Linked DNA regions of Homo sapiens: region 1 is linked to region 2. The links are chromatin loops, found by intact Hi-C in ENCODE. Cell type or tissue: CD14-positive monocyte. All regions are shown on one strand. Region 1 has its middle 15 kb from the start of ABLIM2. Region 2 overlaps SH3TC1 (SH3 domain and tetratricopeptide repeats 1).

Region 1 (2,500 bases), 48 kb before region 2:
GTCTTTGCAGTGGGCATGTTCACACGCAACCCGCAGGCTGGCGGTGACGGTTTCGTGGGGCGATGTGCATGAGCAGGTGCTCATGAAGCCGGCCCCGCCCACACATGCAGATGGCGCGAAGAGGGGCTCCCCCAGCTCTCTGACTCTGACAGCTCAGTTTCCTGGGAGTCCTGCACCTCCCTGCTCCCCTGATGTGTTAACTGTCCTCCAGTGCTGGGAGGCCACGCAGGCAGGCAGCTGAGAACTCCCAGCTCACCCCCAAGCTAAGTATGCTTCAAGGTCTGACCCTAATGAGGGTCCCAAGCAGTGTACCCACGGGGCACTCCTGACCTCGCCACAGAGGAATCAAAGCTGAACAGACACGAGAACCCCAGTGCACACAAACCAGATGGCACAAGGACCAGACGTCTGAGCCGTTTAGCCAGCTCCGCCGCCCGCTGGGAAAGACACTGAATTCACAGAGACCTGTTTTTAGGCCGGGCGCGGTGGTTCACACCTGTAATCCCGGCACTTTGGGAGGCTGAGGTGGGGGGATCACGAGGTCAGGAGATCAAGACCATCCTGGCTAACACGGTGAAACGCAGTCTCTATTAAAAATACAAAAAAATTAGCCAGTCGTGGTGGCGGGCGCCTGTAGTCCCAGCTACTCGGGAGGCTGAGGCAGGAGGATGGCGTGAACCTGGGAGGCAGAGCTTGCAGTGAGCCGAGATCGCACCACTGCACTCCAGCCTGGGTGACAGCAAGACTCTGTCTCAAAAAAAAAAAAAGGCCGGCGCGGTGGCTCAGGCTGGTGGATCACAAGGTCAGGAGATCGAGACCATCCTGGCTAATGTGCTGAAACCCTGTCTCTACTAAAAACACAAAAAAATTAGCCAGGCGTGGTGGCGGGCGCCTGTAGTCCCAGCTACCTGGGAGGCTGCAGCAAGAGAATAGCGTGAACCTGGGAGGTGGAGCTTGCAGTGAGCTGAGAGCATGCCACTGCACTCCAGCCTGGGCAACTGAGCAAGACTCCATCTCAAAAAAAAAAAAAAAAAAAAGACCTGTTTTTAAGAAGTGATGAAATTACCTTTTATTTTTGCAGGGGTGGGTGAGTAAATGAATGGATGCACAGGATAAAACTCAGAATGGTGAGAACCCAAACAAGGTAACTGTTACTGTATATAAAAGTTTAAAAAATAATAGTACTGAAACAACACCACCACTAGATAAGCACCCTCCTATGCTGGGCACACAGCATTCCCTTATGCTACCTAGAAGCCCTCACTGAGCCTGCACCACCATCGCCCTTGCACAGATGAGGAAACCGAGGCTGACTCAGCAGAGGGGAGTTCCCAGGGTCATGGAACCGGAGGTGGCAGTGCCAGGACTGAAGACCAGGCCCGCAGTGCACTGTGAAGTCACACAGTAGGTTGAAGTTGTTCTGCCAGGGTGAGTCTGGATTCTGGAATGTTCGTCCACTACACCAGGGTCAGTGCCTGCCCACTTGTGCCCTTCCTCCTGGGAAATCACTCCCCATAGCTTATTAACCCCCAGGGGGAACTGAAGGTACCTGCTGCTGCCCATGGCCAAGGTGGCCACACCTGCCCCTCGGGGCTGGAGGCCAGGAGCAGAGGCGCCAGCCAGCCTGGCAGAAGGGACTCTGGGGGCAGGGCCAGAGGCGATGAAGAGTGGCCATCACAGCCCAAGGCTTAGCCATGCCCTGCCTCCCCTCTCTCCCGCCTTTCTCAGGGTCTCTGGGGCCCCCTCCTGGCTGTGGCCTCCCCCGGGCTGGGTTTCCTGGTGGCCCTCTGGAGTGCAAGAGACCTGGACTGGGCCGACTGGACCGTCCCACACCCTGACCAACTGTGAGACCCAGGTGTTTCCTGAGCCCTCGCTGCTCCTCCTCCATAAAAGGGAGCTGGCACTGGCCTTGCAGGGCTAGCGAGGGGCAGAATGGCATAGGAGAAGGGACTTCAGGGAGATGTGCAATAAGCATCTTCAGGCCAGGAGCTGGAGGTTTTAGATCGATCGATGGATTGATTTGGTAAAGTCTGGAACTTGGGTGAAAAGGCAGACTAGGCTGCATTCACTCAATGGCTTCTTGCTGCCAATTAAAACTGTAAGTGTGCAGGGTGACTGTCGTTCCTACAGTTACGTGTGTGGCATCTCCAGTAAAGATGAACCTGACTAGGAATCACTTATTTTTCTGGCTAGGCTTATGCCTCGCATGTGTCACAACGTTAACAGAGTTATTTGTATATTTGGCCCACCAGTTAAAGAACCTCCTACAGATGTTACTCCCACTTTCTTGACAACAGGGGTGCTCAGTACTTTACGCCAAGCTGATTTTGAGGCCCATAACATTCTCAGGGAGTCTGGGTATGCTGGGAAAATCAGCCAGATGCCGGTGATTTTGACACCATTACATTTTGATAGGGACCCACTTCAAAAGCAGCCTTCATGCCAGAGATCTGTGGTTATTCGAACCTTTATTACTAGTGACTCCCTGACTGGTATACCT
Region 2 (2,500 bases):
ACAGAGTACCTTGTGCCTTCCAAAACTGCTCTGGGTGACACGTGTGTCCTTCTGCCTGGGATGCCCCCTCTCCCTGAACCCCGTGTTCTCCTGGGGCCTTCCATCAGCCCCCGTGGCTCCTCTGGGGGGGGCACTCTTCTGGCCATACGCCTCTTCCTATGTGATTTACACGCCACCCATGACCTGCCTGCTCCCAGCCAGGGAACTCCAAGAGAAGAATTCCCTGGTCACTTCTGTGTTCTCACTGCCCAGTGCGAGCAGCAGCAGGGGGTCTTTGGAGAGGAGTCAGCTGTGCCCATCCTTTGATGGAATTCTGTTTCCCTGGCCTTGTCCTTGTTAAGACCTCAGTCAAGGAGCCCAGAGAATGTGGGTGCATGGAGAGGCCACCTTCTGGGTCATGTGATCCTGGTCCTGGCCCCACCAATGAGATGCTTGTCTTCAGTGGTCCTGTTCAATGTTTAGGGCTGCGACAGACCAACACCTCTCAGACCAGGTCTCAGAGGCCGTTTGTCACCATGCCTCATCAAGCCGTTCACTTGTTCCCCTCATGGAAAGGGTCCGTCTGCTCTGGTACCTCTGGCACCTGTGCATCAGAAGCAGCTGGAAGCTGGCCAGGCCATGCACTGATGGCAGGAGCTAGACCAGCAGTTCCCAAAGCATGTTCTCACACACTGCTCCATCATAGACTTCATCATGCCCTAAGGAGTGGGGAAAAGCTTTGTCCACATCCCTTGTGGGTGATCCCAGGGATTCCCAGCACAAACAAGGCATCTTTTTCCTGTTGAAATGCCTTTTCCACACTTACTTAACCTCCAGAATCCTCCACAACCCTGTTTGCTTTTGGCTGAGCTGGTGTTCCATGGGACACTCTTTGGGGATCCTTGGTCTAGCTGATCCCTACCATCTCCAAGGGAGACCACAAATTCTCAACAGGTCACTGGGGGCCGTGTGAAGTCAACATGTACTGAACTTACAAGGGGTCAGAGAAGAGCCAGGGAATGAGCTAGTTTGTTCCCTTCCTTTAACCCAGAAGGATGACGGGGCTGGGTGCCATTAGTCCTGTTCACAGCTGGAGAAATTCTGACTTCTCTCATTCACTCAACAAATGTTTGCTGAATATCTTTCCTATTCCAGACCCGGGGTTTTCATCTTTTATTTAGTGAACAACCTGGTAGCTCTTCTTTTTTTTTTTCTTTAACTTTATTTTTGACACAATTTCAGACTTAGAAGAAAGTTGCAAAAAGAGTATAACATTCCCACACGCCCTCACCCAGATTGCACAAATGTTAACATGTTATGACATTTGCTTTATTGCTTTCTCTCTTTCACTTCTATTTTTTTCTAAACACTTTGAGAGTAAGTTGCAAACATGATGTTCCTTTACCCCTAAATAATGCAGTATGTGGTTCCTAAAACCAGGACATCTGCTTACATAACTACAGTACAACTGTCGAAATCAGGAAATGAACGCAGATACAATGCCATTATCTACAGATCTTACTCAGATTTTGCCAGGAGCCACAATGATGGCCTTTGTAGACAATGACAATTTCAGACCACGTGTTCTATTCAGACGTCATGTCTTGCCTCCTTAATGTGAAACAGCTTTTCAGTCTTTTTCTGATGTTTTTAAAGAATACAGGCCTGTTATTTTGTAGAATGTGCTGTAAGCTACTCTAAGTTTTTTTAAAATCTGAATAAGATGCATTTCAAAGCTTCATATTATACTGGTAATTTAGTCCTATAAGCAAAAATTGCCTCCTTTCTCCTCCCCTCTCTCCCTCTCTCTCTGTTTCTTCCTGTAGTTCTTCTCCCTGACTTTATGAGAGTGCCCTGAGTGTATGTTGGGCACTCTGGGGAGCACTGAGGTTGTACAGAATCAGTGGGAGTTTACAATGTGGAGAGATTGGATTGGTTCTGTCTGCAGCTGTCACAGGGGACTTCATAAGGGAGGGGACATTTGGAATGGGGCTTTGAAGGCTGCCTAGGAGCTCACTGTCCTAGGACACCATTACTTGTTTGCATCTGTTTCAGCCTTTCCTGCTTCTGGGTATCTGCCCCTGGCCAGACAAGGCACCCCTTGAGGTCAGGATCTGGTTTTTTTTTTTTTTTTTTTTTTTTTTTTTTCAGACAAAGTCTTGCTCTGTCACCCAGGCTGGAGTGCAGTGGTGTGAACTCGGCTCACTGCAACCTCTTCCTCCTCTGTTCAAGTGATTCTCCTGCCTCAGCCTCCCGAACAGCTGGAATTACAGGCTCATGCCACCACGCCTGGCTAATTTTTGTATTTTTGTAGAGATGGGGGTTTCACCATGTTGGCCAGGCTGGTCTTGAACCCTTGACCTCAAGTGATCCGCCCACCTCAGCCTCCCAAAGTGCTGAGATTACAGGTGTGAGCCACCATGCCTGGACTTTTTGTTGTTGTTGTTGTTGTTTTTAAATCTCTGTCTCTACCCCTGGGCAGAGAGTAGTGCTCCGAGACTATCTGTCTGTCAAATCAAGG

The links. Peaks named below come from ENCODE experiments on the same cell type or tissue, not always from the same donor. Only the 100,000 strongest peaks of a DNase experiment are listed, where the experiment ranks them.
Region 1: a loop joins it to region 2, with 2.6 times the contacts of the local background. A loop is called at or near these places in 27 of 110 quality-filtered maps.

Annotation. Positions count from the first base shown.
Region 1 is chr4:8,172,368-8,174,867 of GRCh38, forward strand. It overlaps the pseudogene GMPSP1. Among named protein-coding and RNA genes, the nearest start is that of ABLIM2, 15 kb to the left of the region's middle. RefSeq lists an enhancer at 1,677-2,176. In CD14-positive monocyte, no CTCF peak of the experiment used is centred here; a DNase peak (open chromatin) is centred at 1,324.
Region 2 is chr4:8,220,265-8,222,764 of GRCh38, forward strand. All of the region lies in intron 9 of SH3TC1 (SH3 domain and tetratricopeptide repeats 1), which reads left to right. Among named protein-coding and RNA genes, the nearest start is that of SH3TC1, 22 kb to the left of the region's middle. In CD14-positive monocyte, no CTCF peak of the experiment used is centred here; DNase peaks (open chromatin) are centred at 1,027 and 1,477; H3K4me3 peaks cover 1,307 bases; H3K27ac peaks cover 2,500 bases.